2 separate regions of the Homo sapiens genome follow, and region 1 is linked to region 2. A link is an interaction called in ENCODE POLR2A ChIA-PET data of the cell type or tissue named here. Cell type or tissue: Caco-2. All regions are shown on one strand. Links, peaks and the distances in the headings refer to the core of each region. The heading gives the core; the rest is flanking DNA.

Evidence for each region. Peaks named below come from ENCODE experiments on the same cell type or tissue, not always from the same donor. Only the 100,000 strongest peaks of a DNase experiment are listed, where the experiment ranks them.
Region 1: POLR2A ChIA-PET joins it to region 2 with 10 read pairs; 7 of 35 experiments call an interaction of 5 or more read pairs at or near these places.

Annotation. Positions count from the first base shown.
Region 1 is chr19:38,095,134-38,103,751 of GRCh38, reverse strand. It overlaps SIPA1L3 (signal induced proliferation associated 1 like 3), which reads right to left. Exons shown (of 22, transcript NM_015073.3): 5 at 3,602-3,790; 6 at 2,526-2,700. Among named protein-coding and RNA genes, the nearest start is that of SNORD152, 64 kb to the left of the region's middle. In Caco-2, for the core only: a CTCF peak has its summit at 7,862 (motif pointing left); a DNase peak (open chromatin) is centred at 7,861.
Region 2 is chr19:37,927,333-37,937,824 of GRCh38, reverse strand. All of the region lies in intron 1 of SIPA1L3 (signal induced proliferation associated 1 like 3), which reads right to left. Among named protein-coding and RNA genes, the nearest start is that of SIPA1L3, 25 kb to the right of the region's middle. RefSeq lists an enhancer at 4,267-4,929. In Caco-2, for the core only: no CTCF peak of the experiment used is centred there; DNase peaks (open chromatin) are centred at 1,434, 4,594, 5,304, 5,734 and 2 weaker places; H3K4me3 peaks cover 2,193 bases.

The sequences.
Region 1 (8,618 bases), core at 250-8,249, 170 kb before region 2:
CGGTGTTTCACCCTGTTAGCCAGGATGGTCTCGATCTCCTGACCTCATGATCCGCCCACCTTGGCCTCCCAAGTGCTAAGATTACAGGCGTGAACCACCGCGCCCGGCCCCTTTTTTTTTTTTGAGATGAAGTTTTGCTCTTGTTGCCCAGGCTCGAGTACAGTGGTGTGATCTCAGCTCACTGCAACCTCTGCCTCCCAGGCTCAAGCAATTCTCCTGCCTCAGCTTCCCAAGTAGCTGAGATTACAGGCATGTGCCACCACACCTGGTTACATTTTTGTATTTTTAGTAGAGACGGGGTTTCACTACGTTGGCCAGGCTGGTCTCGAACTCCTGCCCTCAGGTGATCCACCTGCCTCAGCCTCCCAAAGTGTTGAGATTACAGGCGTGGGCCATTGCGCCCAGCCCCATATATCATATATATTTATGTACACATACACATGATAAGCACAGAGACTGCTGCAACAAATACGTCCTATGTGATACCACCTTAAGAAAAAGACCACTACCCACACTCTAACGTGAGCACCGTTTCCTAGACACACCCACCTCTCCCCAGACAGCCAACCACTATCCTGCATATTGTCTCCAGTATTCCCTTGTTTTTTTTTTTTTTCTACTGATTGATTGAGACGGAGTCTTGCTCTGTTGCCCAGGCTGGAGTGCAATGGTGCGGTCTTGGCTCACTGCAACCTCTGCCTCCCGGGTTCAAGCGATTCGCCTCAGCCTCCCAAGTAGCTGGGATTATAGGCGTGAACCACCACGCCCAGCTAATTTTTTTGTATTTTTAGTAGAGATGGGGTTTCACCATTTTGGCCAGGCTGGTCTCGAACTCCTGACCTCAGGTGATCCACCCGCCTCGGCCTCACAAAGTGCTGGGATTACAGGCATGAGCCACCATGCCCGGCCTATTTATTCTTGAGATGGGGCCTTGCTTTGTCATCCGGGCTGGAGTGTAGTGGCATGATCATAGCTCACTGCAGTCTCAAACTCCCAGGCTCAAGCAATCCACCCGCCTCAGCCTCCCAAAGTGCTGGGATCACAGGCATGAGCCACCACGCTTGGCTCTGTTTTTCTTTAGAGTTCCACTGTGTAAGAGCATATCCACCAACAATATATTGCTGGGTTTTTGTTTTTGCTTTTTTTTTTTTTTTTTTTTCAGAGACAGGGTCTTGCTTTTTTGCCCAAGCTGGTCTTGAACACCTGGCCTAAAGCAATCCTCCTTCCTTGGCCTCCCAAAATGTTGGGATTACAGGTGTGAGTCATCCTGCTGGACCTTTTTGCCAGGTGTAGTGGCTCATGTGTGTAGTTCCAGCACTTTGGGAGGCCAAGGATCCCTGGAGGCCTTGTGTTTGAGACCAGTCTGGGTAACATAGCAAGACCTTGTCTCTATAAAAAATAATAATTGGCCAGGTGTGGTGGCTCACGCCTGTAATCTCAGCACTTTGGGAGGCCGAGGTGGGCAGATCACGAGGTCAGCAGTTCAAGACCAACCTGGCCAATATAGTAAATCCCCATCTCTACTAAAAATACAAAAACTAGCAGGGAGTGATGGCTCATGCCTGTAATCCCAGTTACTTGGGACGCTGAGGCAGGAGAACTCCTTGAACCTAGGAGGCGGAGGTTGCAGTGAGCTGAGATTGCGCCACTGCACTCCAGCCTAGGCAATAGAGGCAGACTGTTTCAAAAAAAAAAAAAAAAAGAAAAGAAAAGAAAAGAAAAAAATTGTTATGTAAAAGACATCATTCAGGTCCCACTCTTCTGAGGCTTGCTGTCTTTGCGCAGCACGAAGCATGTGGCTCTCTTCCACGCTGATGCCTGTGGTGCCAGTTCATCTCCTCTGGGTGAACACGGCGCAACTCTGCCAGTGTGCACTGGGTGCACCGAGGTGCCGGTGGTTAGGGATATTCAGTCCTCTCCTGCCATGCACGTGCACATTAGACAGAGTGCATACCTAGGAGTGCAGGAGCTGAGTCACAGAGCAGCGTCTCTTCAAACTGGACTTGAATGTGCTGTACTGTTTTCCAAAGTGGCTGCACATGGCCAGGCGTGGTGGCTCATGCCTGTAATCCCAACACTTTGAGAGGCTGAGGTGGGTGGATCACTTGAGGTCAGGAGTTCGAGACCAGTCTGGCCAACACGGTGAAAGCCTGTCTCTACTAAAAATACAAAAATTAGCCAAGTGTGGTGGTGCACACCTGTAGTCACAGCTAGTTGGGAGGCTGAGGCAGGAGAATCTTGCTTGAACCTGGGAGGTAGAGGTTGCAGTGAGATGGGATCATGCCACTGCACTCCAGCCTGGGCCACAGAGTGAGACTCTGTCTCAAAAACAACAACAACAACAACAACAAGTACAACAACACGAAAAAATAAAGTGGCTGCACTTATTTGTGCTCCTACAAGTGAAGTCTGAGAGCTCCCACTGCTCCACGTCCCCACCGTGGCATCCCCAGGCCTTTTAAGCTTTGCCTGTTGAGTAGGAGTGCAGTGGTGGCTCACTGTGATCTAACCGGCCCCCTACTTACTCTTGACGTCCAGCTGGGCAGCGTACTTGGTGAAGCCCTTCAGGCAGACCTTCTCGCCGATGAGGGAGAGGAACTCCTCAAAGGCGGGGCCGGCCTCCTCATTGTTGTACATCTCCTCCTCGGAGCTCTGGCCGGCCTTGCAATAGAGGATGCCCACCTTGTGCTTCCGGCAGAGCTGCAGAGGCAAGAGTGGCTTTGTGGAGGCAGGCCAGGCAGAGATGGCAGAGGGAAGGGAGCAAGGGGTATGTCTGAGGCCTGAGGCCCTGGGAGCTGCTGGGACCACTCGGGAACCCAGAGCCATAGCCAGACAGGGGAAAACAGTGTTGGGGCATGGCAGCATGTCCCAGTTGTCCCTCCCCCTCCCTTCCACTCCAGAGAAGCACAACGAGGTATCCAGGCCGCCTCTTCTCGCTATGGCGGGTGGAGGACGGCTGGTGATGCCACACTTGCATGAAAGAGACTGTTGCCTTGGCCGGCATCCCACAGTAGGTGGACTGGGATGGGCTGAGATTCTGCAAAAGCAAAATCTGGAGGGCTCAAGGCTTATAGTCAATACCTTTTTTAGGGAGTGGGCTCCCAATAACTATGTTTGCTTTAGGTATCCCGGATCCCCCTGGTCACTGGTGACTGGGCCATGGACAGCCACCTGACCTACGCCATAGCCCAATCGATGGCTCTCCTGTGACCAGGGTCAGCCTGCTGGGGTCTGCATGTGGCTGTAATTCTAACAGACTGGGAGCTGTGGGAGAGGCAAGAGAAGCAGAGGGAGCCAGCATGTGGAGCGGGGAGGAAAGACACACTAACCCCCCACTATAGACACATATATGCATGCACACATGGGGACCTAGCAGCTATCTCACCCCCAGACAATCTCCCTCCTTTAGGAGACCCAGTTACATTCTTGCTCTTGGCACCACTAGAATTTGATTTGAATCCCTCCTTTTGCTGAAACCAGCTTAAGTAGGTTTCTGTTACTTGCAAAGAAAAAAGAAAGTGACCAAGATAGAAAAAGCTACCAGGAGTGGGGTTGCAAGGTACTGCCCCAGCAGCACCCCCACCTCCAGCCCCTGACTCACCCCTTGCTCATCGAGCTTCAGCAGTTGCTCCGTCACCTTGGGGGTGTTGAGGGCCAGCCGCAGGCAGTGGATGTTGAGCTCGGGGATGACATACTCCAGGGCATCCTTCAAGGGCAGGCCCCGCCCGGTCCCATGCTTGGTGGCTGTGGGCGTAGCATCTTCCAGGATGGAGCCCCGCAGGGTGATGAGCTACTCAAGGGAGAGAAGGGAAGGTTAGGGGGCTCTCGAGACCTAAAAAGGGATAAGAGCATAGCAGAGGTATCTTGTTTTGAAAGAGACATGTGTGATGATTGGAAGTTTGTGCTCTAAGGTCAGAAAGCCCTAAGTCTGAGCCAGAACTTGAACCTGCTGCCTCCTGGCTGTGCGGTCTTGACCAAGTGACTTCATATCTCTGAGCCTCAGCTTGCTCTTTTGTGAAATGGGTACAGGATGGTATCGTAACCTTGAAGGGGTGTTGGGAGGATTAAATGAGACAATAATGTAAACTACCTTCATTTGTTCAACATATACTGGCTGAGTGCCTCCTGTGAGGCACTGAGTCCTACTCTAGGTGCAATGAACAAAGACCCTTGTCCTTGTGGAGCTGACACTGGAATGGGGGAGATGAATTATGTAAGGCAGTAGGGAGTATAATGAAGAAAACAGGTCCTACCAGGAGGTGGGCTCTTGTCATTATTACAGTAACACTGTATTATGTACACATTACTGTAAATGCTCAAGTAAAACACCCACCTGCCTTGAATACTGGCATCATCTTGGATCTTGAACTGTGGCACTGGTTTCAGACCAGTTTCATTTAAAAAAAAAAAAAAAGGCCAGGCGTGGGTGGCTCACACCTGTAACCCCAGCACTTTGGGGAGGCCAAGGTGGGCGGATCACTTGAGGTCAGGAGTTCAAGACCACCCTGGCCAACATGGTGAAACCCCATCTCTACTAAAAATATAAAAATTAGCCAGGCATGGTGGCATGCACCTGTAATCCCAGCTACTTGGGAGGCTGAGGCAGAAGAATCACTTGAACCCAGGAGGCGGAGGTTGCAGTGAGCCAAGATCGCGCCACTGCACTCCAGTCTGGGCAACAGAGCAACACTCAGTCTGAGAAAAGAAAAGAAAAGAAGAAGAGAAGAGAAGAAAAGAAAGGAGGGAGGGTAGGAAAGAGAGAAGAGAAGAGAAGGGAAAAGAAAAGAAAAGGACAAGACAAGACAAGACACCACCAGTGATTCTAATTTGGTTGGTCTGGGATGGGGCCAGACATGCATGTTTGCATACATGGCATATTTTTAATCCTTCTCAGGTGCTTCTGATGTGCAGTCAGGGATGAAAACCTTTAGTCAAAGCCAATCACAGCCATCTCATTCCCATTCCCCAGATGTTGCTTCCCAAGTTTTTCCTATAGGCAACCATGTGATCAATTCCAGGCAATGAGATATGAGGAGAATTGTGCTTGGTGAGGACTTCTGGGGCAGATTTCCCTCTAATAAAAGGAAAGCCCCCTTTGGGAGGCCGAGGCGGGCGGACCACTTGAGGTCAGGAGTTTGAGACCAGCCTGGCCAACATGGCAAAACCCTGTCTCCATTAAAAATACAAAAATTAGCTGGGCCTGGTGGTGCATGCCTGTAATCTCAGCTACTCAGGAGGCTGTGGCAGGAGAATTGCTTGAACCTGGGAGGCGGAGGTTGCAGTGAGCCAAGATTGTGCCATTGCACTCCAGCCCGGGTGACAGAGCGAGACTGTCTCAAAAAAAAAAAAAAAAAAAAAATGAAAGCCCCTTTCCACCTGCCCACTTCTTTGTGTGATGGGCAGTGGTATGAGAATGAAATGTTTGGAGCTGTGGCAGCCAGATTGCAATCATGAGGAAAGAGACAACAAAAAGTCACAGAAGTTAATCCTTGCAGCTGCCTACGTCCAGACTTATTAGATGATTAAAGTAACCTCCCTTTGTTTTAGCTACTGGTAGTCAGGTTTTCTATCGCTTTGCAGCCAAATAAATGTCTAACTTATATACCTTAATAACAAGTCACATTTATGAAGGTGCAGTTCACTGCACTGTGCTCCAGGTACTATAGTAATAACTGTATGTATAGGTCTATTCAAGGGAGGTTTTATCTCTGATTTACAGAGAAGCAAATTGAAGTTCCAAGAGGTTACGTGCCTTATCCAAGGTCACCACAGCTGACAAAATGGCAACCAAGATTCCAACCCAGTCCTGACTTCTCCGAAGCTCGTGGTTTGTTTTGAGATATATATATTTGGTATGTGTATGGTGAGGTATATCCAAATATATAAAGTATACAGGCCAGACACAGTGGCTCACACCTGTAATCCCAGCACTTTGAGAGGCCGAGGTGGGCAGATCACCTGAGGTCAGGAGTTTGAGACCAGCTTGACCAACATGGGTGAAACCCTGTCTCTACTAAAAATACAAAAATTAGCCGGGCGTGGTGGCGCATGCCTGTAATCCCAGCTACTTGGGAGGCTGAGGCAGAAGAATCGCTTGAACCCAGGAGGAGGAGGTTGCAATGAGCTGAGATCGTGCCATTGCACTCCAGCCTGGGCAACAAGAGTGAAACTCCGTCTAAAAAAAAAGTACATAACACATAGATGTGAGGCCAAAGAAAGTATCAGAAAGCAAATACCTGGGTAATCACTATCCAAATCAAGAAATGTATTTCCAGCACCCACAGCCCATTTGTACCCCTTTTTCCTCAAAATTAACTCTATCCTGACTTTCAACACCATCATTTATATCTGTCTATTTTTGAACTTCAGGCAGTTTGTATTTTTTTATTCTTTTTTTCTTTTGAAGACAGGGTCTAACTCTGTTGCCCAGGCTGGAATGGAGTGGCACAATCATGGTTCACTGCAGCCTCGACCTCCTGGGCGCAAGAGATCCCCTGCCTCAGCCTCCTGAGCAGCTGGGACTATAGGCATGTGCCACCATGCCTGGCTAATTTTGTATATTTTTTGTAGAGACAGAGTCCCACTATGTTGCCCAGGCTGGTCTGCAACTCCTAGGCTCAAGTGATCCTCCTGCCTCGGCCTCCTGAAGTGCCAGGATTACAGGTGTGAGCCACTGCGCCCAGCCAGGCAGTTTGTATTCTTTTGTTATCTAGCTTCTTTCTCTGAATGCTACATATATGAGCTGCAGCTATGCTGTTGCGAGAGGCTGACGTTTTACTCCTTTTCACTGTTGATGAGCACCAGAACTGCTTCCAGTATTTGCCAACTGTGAATAGTGCTGTTATGAACCCTCACAGAAGCACCTCAGTGCACACGAACACCTTTTCTTTTGGGTTTATGCCTAGGATAGAAATTGCTAAATCACCAGGCATGCTAATCTTCAATTTTACTGAACTGCCAAACAGTTTTCCAAGTGGTTGTACCAATTTACACCCCACCAGCCCTGTCTGAGAGCCCCTGCTGCTCCACATCCTCACTAATACCAGCTCATGCTTGTAGCCACAGCATGCTGCTGGCCACCAGGTTATGCCATGCACTGGACCAGCACCACACCAAGAACGCACAAAGAAAAATCCCTCTCCAGGGGGCTTGTTACAAGCACCCAAAGTACACTTGGGGCTGTGGTTTAAAGACTAAGGAGGAGGCCAGGTGCGGTGGCTCACACCTCTAATCCCAGCACTTTGAGAGGTCGAGGTGGGCGGATCACTTTAGGTCAGGAGTTCGAGACCAGCCTGGCCAACGTGGTGAAACCCTGTCTCTACTAAAATAGAAAAATTAGCCAGGCATGATGGCTCATGCCTCTAATCCCAGTTACTCAGGAGGCTGAGGCAGGAGAATCACTTGAACCCAGGAGGCGGAGGTTGCAGTGAGCCAAGATTGTGCCACTGCACTCCAGCCTAGGCGACAGAGTGAGACTCCATCTCAACAACAACAACAAAAAGACTAAGGAGGATAAGTATTAACTGCAAAAACATGCTTGCCTAAGTCGACAAACACAGGAGGTGGCAAAAATAACATGTCATGACTTCGCCTCTAAGCACACAACCCACCCTCACCAAAGAGCACCTGGGCGAGAGGCATGTGTGGAAGGAATAGAATGATCCCACTTCTGGCCCCGGTAATTAACAAACAAACAAATCTCTCTTATCACAAGCACGGTAGTGTCAAAACCAATCATGAAAAGCAATGATGTTGGGGGCTTTGCCCTGTCAATCTGGGTGGCCCTGGGGTTGTGGGTTTCAGTTAAGACCAACAGGATCAGTGTCTTTATATCCTACTGACACTGTCCCACAGTGCCCTCTGCTGGGAACGAGGGACAGCACGGACCAGAAATCTTCCTTCTTCCTCCCTGGAGACGGGTGACTTACAGTCACATTTTGGCTCTGACCACCTCATCGGCGCGCACTACTTGAAAAACTCCTTCAGCACTGGCGACAGTAAGTGGGACACTGGCAGGTCATGAGTGGCCACCTCACTCTCCACCTGGTCACCCCCACCATCACCTCCCACCTGGACAGCAGCCTCCTCCAGGTCTCCCTGCCCCTGCCCTGTCCCCAGTCCATTCTTTCTACAGCTGCCTGAGTCAGATCACAGCCTTCCTCTGCTCAGAGCCTGAAAACATCTGGCATCAGCTAGTCGAGGGCAACAAATCAAGTGAGCTGTGAAAGGCACACAGTACCATGCAAACAAGGAGGTTCCAGCTGGTACAGGTTATCCCCACTCACTCCTGACTCAGACGTACTCCCCGCTTGACTCTGTGCTGGGCGGCAGGTGTACCCTTCAAGAACATTTCCTAGGAGGTTACTTAGGAGGTGGTCTGCCTGGGTTTGAATTCTAGCTCTAGCTCCTCCCTAGCTGTGTGACTCTGGGCAAGTCGCTTAATTTCCCTATTTCCTCATTGATAAAATGGGGATAAAAATGCCTGCCTCAAGGCAATGAAAGGATTCAAAAAGATCCGTGCATAATGCTTAGTGCTGTATCTTGGGTACAGAGTGAGAGCTCAATGTGTGTTAACCATTATTATCTGTAGATGTGTGTTAAATGTTTATGTACAAAGC
Region 2 (10,492 bases), core at 1,136-9,135:
TCTGCCCACCTCAGCCTCCCAAAGTGCTGGGATTACAGGTGTGAGCCACCGTGCCTGGTCTTTTTTTTTTTTTTTTTTTTTTTGAGACAGGGTTTCACTCTGTCGCCCTGGCTACAGTGCAGTGGCACGAACCAGGCTCACTGCAGCCTCAACCTCCTGAGCTCAAGCAATCCTTCCTCCTAAGCCTCCTAAGTAGCTGGGACCACAAGTGCATGCCACCACACCTGGCTAATTTTTAAAAATTTTTTTGTAGAGATGAGGTCTTGCCATGTTGCCCAGGCTGGTCTCAAACTCCTGGGCTCAAGAAATCCTGCTGCCTCAGCCTCCCAAAGTGCTGGGATTACACACATGAGCCACCACACTCAGCCATATTTTGATAAAGTTCAAAAATCATTCTTTTAAAGCAAAGAATAATAAACACAAAATTCAAGATGGTGGTCACTTCTGAGAGAGCAGGCAGGAAAGTGAATGGGAAGTACCACATAGGTACATGTAAGTTACTGGTAATATTCAAGTTCTTGGGCAAACAGTGGGCTAACGGCTGTTCATTATGATAGATGAATATTTTTTTCATGGACCAAAAATGCCAGTGTATCATGCACCACGCATTATGATTAATCCAATTCTGTGTGTCCAAAGGCCATCTTTAAAAAGTTAATACAGGCCAGGTATGGTGGCTCACGCCTGTAATGCCAATGCTTTGGGAAGCCAAGGCAGGAGGATCACTTGAGCCCAGGAGTCTGAAACCAGCCTGGGCAACATAGCAAGATCCCATCTCTACAAACAAATGAAAAAAATTAGCCAACCATTCTATTCCAGCCTAAGTGTCACAGTGAGACCCAGACTCTCAAAAGATTTTAAAAATTAATGCATTTAGAAAGAGGTGAGGAAGAATATATACTAGGTTACTGACAGATGAGACCAATGAGGCAGGAAGCAGGAGTGGAGGGGATGGAGTAGTAAGTGGTTTTTGTTTCATGTTTTATTCTGCTGTCAATTACATATTCATTTCAACAAGAAATGTTTCCTGTAATTAACCAAAGCAGTATAGCCAAATGGTTCAGTACATGCCTCCAGAGCCAGACCAGGAGAGACTGCATCTCAACTCCACCATGCCCTTGTCAGAGGAAATATGGCAAGTTACTGAACCTCTCTGTGCCTCTGTTTCTGCCTCTGAGAAGAGGGGGTGATAACAATGCCCATTTCATAGGGCCACTGTGAAGATTCACTGAGTTGGCTTATGAAAAGTATTCGTAACAGTTCCTCTACACAAGGTAAGCCCTTAATGAGACTGGCTACTATTCTTATCATTAGACTAACTTCGAACACTGATATGAGAGAGGTGAGCTCAGCAATGATCTGGTCAATGTCTGCAAATAATCCTGCACACTCTTACAGTCTTTGGGAGAAGCCCAGTGCCCTGCCCATGCCAGGAATTTACTAAACAGTTGATAAGTGAATGTATGCTGTCTCTGTTTACCCACCACTTCTGTGGCTGTCTGGATGGAGTGCTGGCAGGTGAATGCCCAACATGTCCACTCTCCGTCTTCTTCCTTATTGACCCTTTGCTCAGGGTGGCAATGGGCCCAACTGAAAAACTGTAGATGTCCTTGCAGCAAGGAGTGGCCATGTCACAAAGTTCTAGCCAAATAGTCACAAGCAGACGTCTGCTAAAGATTTCAGGGAAGGCTTTGGCTTCTTGATACAGGTGCTGTCTCCTTTCCTTAGAGCCCTGGTTCTGCCTGCCCATCACAAGGATATCAGGCTGGAGGTAGAGCAACCATTTTATGAATATGAGGCTAAGGATGGTGACCTGGAGCAGCAGAGAGAGGGTAAGGTGAGCGTCACCTTAGCCTGCTGAGCTCTGCACTTCTTACATGAGAAAATGAACCCCATGGTAGCCAGGATAGAAAGGTGCCCACAGTGGACCACACCTCCTGGAACTTGTTTTGTGATATCCCTCCCATACTGAATCTGGGCTGACTCTTCAACTCACATTAACTAACAGAATGAAGTAGAAGTGATGTGGAGCCAGTTCTAAATCTATGCCTTAAGAAGGCTCACAAAAGCCCTCAGCTGCCGTGTTATAAGTCCAGCTACAGGCTGGCCAGGCCACATGAAAGGAGAGGTCCCAAGACTATGGACAGACATGGACCCAGCCATTCCCAAGGTGCCATTTCAGTAAAGCCATGTTGAATGTTCCAACCCCATCCACCCTCTGACTGCAGCCACATAACAGACCCCAAGCAAGACCAGCAGAAGAACCATCCTGCTGAGCCCCAGTCAACCACAGGTTCACAAGAAATAAGAAACTGCTGTCATTTTAAGGCCTTAAGTTTAGGGGTGGCTTGTGGTGCAGCAATAGACAACTAGAACAAATCTCTATCTGGGTACAACGCTGTACAAGTTTCCTGAACACAAGCATAGTCCCTAACTAAAGTGCCACCTGAAAAAGAAACACACAATCAATCACAAATCCCAACAAAAATCTCTTGCACATTCTGATTTCCAACCAAGATTGTTAATATGAAAAAACATGAACTGTCCTTTCACTCTTATTTCATAATAAGTACATTAAACACAACTAATCTGGCTAAGTGTGATGAATCTATTAATTATTCTAATAATAAAAAAGCATTTAAAAAATGCTTTTTGGTTCAACACAGTGCTGGACTTGGTGAGAACCCTCCAAAAATACATCTTCTATCTGGACGAGAGGCATCATTGCACTACTGTTACTTCATATTCATTCTCAAAGGCCTAGAACTTAACAAGGTGGCCAAACAGGTTGGACATCTGCAATCTAATTAAAGAAGGTTATCAATAAAAATAATAATTTGTGGGAAAAAAAAACTCTAGGAGAAAAGGGAATGCCTATCAGTGATGTCTTGGCCAAATCAATTATGGTGCATCCACACCACTGTGTGTTACGCAGCCACTAAAAAGAGCAAATCTCAGCACTATGCAAGGACTCAGAGGCATTCCACATGGCACTGCTATGTGAGAAGAGCAAAATGCAAGAAAATAAGTGTAATATTATCTCCTATAGGATTATATAACCATGGAGAAAAATGTGGAAAGATACATACAGTCCTTGATTGTTACCATGGGTGAAGGATTGCGGGAGGATGCTGACACAGGGGTGGAACCAGGGTCGGGGGTGGGCACAAAAAAGGACAGACCGAAAATATTAAAAAGGGGCTTGAAAAGAATTCTTAAAAAGAATTGTCTTTCTTAAATCTAATTTGCTATCTATGCACTAGACACAGCACTGAGTCACCTGATCTCACTTTGACTTCTCGTTTAATCATCTATTAATTATCCCCATTTTCCAGATAAGGAACCTGTGGCCCAGAGAACTACTGTGCCCACAGTGTTGGGGCTCAGGCATTACATGAAATAAGTGTAATAGGAGAGTCCTCAACTCAACCCCAAACTCCCGCACTGGGAGCTCAAGGGACATATGTGTTAAATGTTGCAGAAGAGCTTCCCTCCTGCTCTGCACATTCTTAAAATAGCAGCAGGTCCTGACATGCGATGATGTATGCTACAGCGGCGCGAAGTCCATCAGCACCTCAGTCCCCTGGTGCCTCATGCTGGGAGAAATCCAAGAAGGCCACTGACCTCACTCATGGAGCTCAGGGAAGCCCTGCCCAGGATATTTTTACAGAATCAATTGCTGACACCGGGAGCTAGAAAATAGATGAGGACGTGTCAGCTATTACACGGTCAGATTCTTCGCGCTCACCATTTAATTAAAACTTGTTCAGCCCCAGAGCAAGAATTATTACCCATTAAAGCAGGGGAGATGGCTCAACTGTGCCTGGCTGGTTAATTGCTACTTCCCAGGCACTCCCTGGCCTCCCCCTGCAGGAACAGCAAGCAGGGGCTGGAGATACATATGAGATGTGTGTATATGGGTGGTATCTTCCACACAGTCTTCTCCACCTAAATGAACCTGACATCCTCTCCACTTACTAGGCCAAGCTTTCCTGTTCCATGCCACAGGCACCCAGGCTGCCCAGATGAGTCACTACCAGGCCTGGGCTGCACAGACTGCAGGGGTTGCAGGACAGGAAGGCAGAGGGCTGGATGCTGCAGGCAGGTGCCAGAGAGCCACTGGGTGACCAGGGGGAGGCATCTGCACATGCCGCCTCACCCACAGCCACAGGTTCCTGGAAAAGCTGACACCCTCCTCAAACCCCAAACGGGGCTGGCCACCCATCCTTGGATCATGTTGCACCTGATATAAATTCATTCATATCACAATTTAGCCCGCATCTACCACGTGCCAGGAACGGTTCTACAAGGATGGACACAAAAGTGCCTGTGCTTCTATGGAGCCTAGAGCTGGGAAGCAGAGCATAGACAAAATATGTCAAGTGGAAGTAAATGCTATGAAGAAAAATAAAGCAAAGAGTAAGGGCGAGGGTGAGGGAGAAGGTGCAATTTAATAAGGAGAGAGGCCTCATGGAGAAGGTGACATCTGAACAGAGACTTGAGGGAAGGAGGGAGGGAGGCGGCGCTGGGGAATTCTAGGGGAAGTGTTGCAGGCAGAGGGAACAGCCAGGGCAAAGTCTCCGAGGGAGGAACAGCAGGAGGCCAGTGCAGCTGGGGTACAGCAAGCAAGCAGCTGAGAGGTCACAGATGAGGTCACACAGGGAAAATGGGGGCCTGGGGTTGGGGAGGGGGGACTTGAGCACCGCTCAGTGCCCAGGCTTGAAGCAGTTTACATAGATGACTCATTGGGCACTGCTGCTAGTTCCCATTTCACAAGAAGAGGAAACTGAGGCCCAGAGAGGAAAGCGGACTCAGGCGAGACCACAGAGCTCATCTACACCAGGCTGGGATCGCCCCCAGCCCCGGCACAGAAGTCTGCATCCAGCAGGAGCTCAACTCACTAAAAGAGTCACCGATTCCTTCTCTTGGGAGAAATGTCCTCCATTTTTCTCAGTCCGTCAACACCCGGCCCACTCTTTCTTCACAGTTAGGAGCAGACAGGTAAACATTTCAGGGAGAAGAGGGGGGAAAAAAAGAGAAAACAAAAAAAGCTAACTGTCTAACTCCGGAGAGGAAGAAACATGATGAACTTTCTCTGCAAGTCACTGCCAAATTTAATGAATATCGCTCACCTGAAAGACTCCCCGAACACGGCTCTGATCACAAAGTGGGCAGGTGGCTGTCAGGGGAGCCCCAGGTGGACTCCTCCTGTCCCTGGTCCTCCCAGGGCGAGGCCACCTGCCTTGGCTCTCCAGGCCGACCTCAGTGGTGCCCGCCCCCAGCCCGCTGTGGGTGCCTGGAATGCGGAAACGGGAACCTGCCGTGCCAGCTCCTAACAGCGACTTATTCAACAGCCGCAGGAACACGCCAGCCAGCCACCGGAGTTCCCCAGGAGATGGCTGGTCGTCGTGAACAGGCGCGTTCCCAAAGAAAGCTGTTTTGCCAACATTCCCTTTGGGGGAGGGAAAGAAAAGGCCTCCTTACTCATCAGACACGTGGTCTGAGGAGTCTGAATGGGCTTGAAAGAAAGCTCAAAGGTAACAAAGGCGGCTCGCCTATTACCTCGGATTCAGGCACAGGCCACCTGTTCACTGACAGAGCCAGGGCTGGACTTGTGCCCACACCGTCCCCTGCCCTGAGCTTGCGCCTGGATGCTTCATTCAGAACCGTACAATCTAAAGGCGGGCTCCTTGGCCCGTGCAGAGGAGGCACTAGCTCACAGAGGCAATGCAGCTTAATGATTAAACACGGTCGCTGGACTCTTCCAGCCAGCTTTGGAAGCACAACTGAACGGCTTTGGCTGGCTAATAATAACAACCACAACCGGAATGCTCACTGCACAAGGCGCTGTTCTAAGTGCTACATATGAATTCTCTCTCCTAACCCTCACAGCGACCCTCTAAGGAGGAACTATCAGCATTCTTATTTTACAGATGAGAAGTTCAACGAATAAGTCATAGGCTGGAGGTCACACAGGAAGAAAGTGCTGGGGTGGGGATCTAACCCAAGCAGAGGAGCTCCAAGGTTCCAGTTTTTACCCACTACTTTATTTATTTATTTTATTTTATTTTGAGACAGAGTCTTGCTCTGTCACCCAGGCTGGATGGAGTGCAGTGATGCGATCTCAGCTCACTGCAACCTCCGCCTTCTGGATTCAAGGGATTCTCCTGCCTCAGCCTCCCAAGTAGCTGGGATTACAGGCGTGCACCATCACACCCAGCTACTTTTTTTTTTATTTTTATTAAAGACGGAGTTTCAACATGTTAGCCACGCTGGTCTTGAACTCTCAACCTCAGGAGGTCCACCTGACTTGGTCTCCCAAAGTGCTGGGATTACAGGCATGAGCCACCGCGGCCGGCCTTAACCACTACTTTAGATCTCCTCTTGTAAGAAGAAGCAGGTGCTCCCACTGGGCCTCAGTTTCCTCATCTATGAAATGGGATGAAGAGTCAGTGAGAGCTTTATTATTATTTTTGTAGAGACAAGGGTCTCACTGTGTTGTCCAGGCTGGTCTTAAACTCCTAGCTTCAAGCGATCCTCCCTCCTCAGCCTCCCAAAGCGCTGGGATTACAGGCATGAGCCACTGTGCCTGGCCAAGTGAGATCTTTATGGTGAGCACTATGCTTGTGGCTCACAAAAATGCTCAACAATCAGCTGCACTTATCACATGCTGCCCTCAGAGTCAGTCAGGTCCACTTTATTCCTTCAAAATACCGAGTAATCAGCTCAGGTCAGAGTTTAAATTCCAGGCAGCTGAAGGAAAAGAAATTAAGAAAGGCTCTTACCATCCTTCTTTTCATCCACACACACAAATGTAAACAATGTCTATTCTGAGTCAGGCACTGGGACACAGTAGTAAACAAAAACCACATAAATCCTGCCCACAGGGAGCTTATAGTCCCCTGTGAATGAACTGGCACAGAATATTCAAAGATTAGCTGATACATATTGTATGAGTGCTGCTTTGGGTCGGGTGCTGTTGGGGGTTGGGGGGGAGGGGTGTCTAAGCATGTCACGTGCTTTGATGCATTCGAATCCTCCCAACAACCTAGGAGGACAGTACCATTACCAGCTCCACCTTACAGATACGGAAACTAAGACATGCAAGGCTAAGTGGCTTGCCCAAAGTAAAACAGGGAGCCCAAGATGGATCAAGAACTTGCACTCAGCAGTCTGGCTCAGAGCCCACACTGCATTCCTCAGCCCTTTGCAATCTCAAAGGGCAATGGCTTTACAGTGTGGCCACGAGCAGTAGCAACAGGTATCCTCAGGAAATTTCAGTCTGCAAAAGGGATGGTCACTCTTCATAGATTTTTTTTGGTAAGGGGGTGCAGGATTATAAAATATTTATTATAAGTCACATTTATGCTGGGCACGGTGGCTCACACCTGTAATCTCAGCACTTTGGGAGGCTGAAGTGGGAGGATCGCTTGAGCCCCAGGAGTTCGAGACCAGCCTGGGCAACAAAGTGAGACCTCGTCTCTATGAATGATTAAAAAATTAGCCAGGCATGGGCTGGGCACGGTGGCTCACGCCTGTAATCCCAGCACTTTGGGAGGCCAAGGTGGGAGGATCATGAGGTCAGGAGATCGAGACTAACACAGTGAAACCCCGTCTCTACTAAAAATACAAAATAGCCGGGTGTGGTGGCGGGCGCCCGTAGTCCCAGCTACTCGGGAGGCTGAGGCAGGAGAATCGCTTGAACCAGGGAGTCAGAGGTTGCAGTGAGCCGAGATCGCGCCACTGCACTCCAGCCTGGGAAACAGAGTGAGACTCCAACTAAAAAAAAAAAAAAAAAATTTGCCAGGCACGGTGGCATGCACCTGTGGTCCCAGCCACATGGGAGGTTGAGGCGGGAGGATTGCTTGAGCCCAGGAGATCAAGGCTGCAGTGAGCCATGATTACACCACTGCACTCTAGCCTGGGTGACAGAACAAGACTGTCTCTAAAAACAACAAACACATACATACATACATAGATACAGACATACATACATAAAAAGTCACATTTAATATGTTAATAGCAGAGGCCACGTTCTTAAGTACTTACCATGCGCTGGCCCCTGGGGGTAAGCACTTGACTGGCATCCTCTCCTTTCATCCAAGAACAGCCCTCAGAGGGGGAAACAGCCTTTGCAAGGAAGGGTAGGAGGAGGGGGGAGGGAGTCAGGAGCAGAGAGATGGGTGAGACCCAGGTGTTTCTGGGCAGAGTGAGTGAGTGCTCTCAAAGACCTCGCACTCTAACCTTCAGACTGCTGCCTCATCACCCAACTCAAGTTTCCCTGAATTGCCAGACAGAATACTTGGTATTCCAACAAGATTCAGAGTTCTTGTGGTACTGGGACTTTGTGCACAGTTTCAAAGGTGGGCATGATTAGAGAACAAAAAGCTAAGTCCTGATTCAGGTAATTACAAAACAAAGCTGGTAAGCACGATGACAAAAATGCATGGGCATTATGCTTTCCCTGTGTTCCACTTATTTCTGCAGCAAAACCAATTGTCTGCCTACCCAATATCCCTCCCCCTTTCCCAGTCCTTTCCTAAATGGTACTCTGATTTCATTCCTGTAGCCACTCTCCTCCCTGTGCTACCTACTTCAGGTAAGGCTGGCCCCGGCTCCAGCCCCAGCCCCAGCCCCAGCCCCAGAGGGTCAATCCTAATTGGCCCTTGGCTGGTTTCTCTGGGCAGGGTCACATATCACCATGCTGGCCAATGAGATATGAGGGAAATCTGGGAGGCAGGGAATCAATGAAAGGTTTCCTCACTCTTAAAGAGATACACAGCAAGTGAGAGATGCCCTCTTTCTGCTGCTGGATGTGGCACTGTCAGTGTGTGCCAACTGGAGCCTTGGCAGTCATCTTGTGGCCATGCAGGGAGCCTAGGGACACAGGAGACACACCATGGATGGCAGAGTGGCTTGAAGGAGAGGGATGGGGTCCCTGCAGGCATTGTGGAACTGCTTAGTCAACTCCTGTGCTGCTGTGCTGCCTACCTACAGGCTTCTTTGTTATATGAGATCATAAATCTCGTTATTTCAGGCCAATTTCATTTGGGCTTCCTATTACAGTAGCTCATGGTTCTCAAAACGTGCTTCCTGGACCAGGGGCACCAGTGTCACCACAAAATGCAAATTCTCAAGCTAGACTTACAGAATCAGGAACTTACAGAATCAGATGGGGCCCAGCAATCTGTGTTTTACCTAGCCCTCTGGGGATTCTGATCCTTGCTAGGGTTTTTTGTTTTTTTTGAGACGGAGTCTCACTCATTCTGTTGCGCAGGCTGGAGTGCAGTGGCATGATCTTGGCTCACTGCAACCTCTCAGAGCCTCCCAGGTTCAAGCAATTCTCCTGCCTCAGCCTCTCGAATAGCTGGGACCACAGGTATGTGCCACCACACCCGGCTAATTTTTGCATTTTTAGTAGAGATGGGGTTTTACCATGTTGCCCAGGCTGGCCTCGAACTCCTGGCCTCAAATGATCCACCTGCCTCGGCCTCCCAGAGTGCTGGGATTACAGATGTGAGCCACCACACCTGGTCTTGCTCGGGTTTGAAAACCACTGCAGTAGCACACAGAGCTTTAGAGTTAAGATACAGCTCTGGAGTCAGACTGCCTGAATCCAAATCACGTCACCATGCTGATACACTGTTGGTGGGAATGTAAATTAGCTCAGCCACTGGGGAAAGCAGTTTGAAGATTCCTCAAAGAACTAAAAATAGAATTACCGTTCGACCCAGCAATCCCATTTCTGGGTATCTACCCAAAGGAAAAGGAACCATTCTACCAAACGACACCTGCACTCCTACGTTCATCGCAGCACTCTTCACGATAGCATGTGAATCAACCCACAAAGCCAGGGAATCAACCCGGATGCCCATCAACAGCGGACTGGACAAAGATAATGTGGTACATATATACCATGGAATACTACACAGCCATTAAACAAGAATGAAATCATGTCTATTGCAGCAACATGGATGTAGCTGGAGGCCATTATCCTAAGTGAATGAATGCACAAACAGAAAACCAAATATCCAATGTTCTTACTTCTAAGTGGGATGCTAAACATTGCGTACACGTACACACACACACACACACACCCCATGTTCTTACAAGTGAGAGCTAAACATTGCATACACACACACACACACACACACACACACACACACACACCCCATGTTCTTATTCTAAGTGGGAGCTAAACATTGCATATACACACACACCCCATGTTCTTACTTCTAAGTGGGAGCTAAACATTGGGTACGTACACACACACACACACACACACACACACACACACACACACGAACAACAGACACTGAGAATTCCAAAAACCAAGAAGGAATGGGGCAAGGGTTGAAAATCTACCTACTGGGGGCTAGGCGCAGTGGCTCACGCCTGTAATCCCAGCACTTTGGGAGACCAAGGTGGGTGGATCACCTGAGGTCAGGAGTTCAAGACCAGCCTGTCCAACAAGGCAAAATCCAATCTCTAC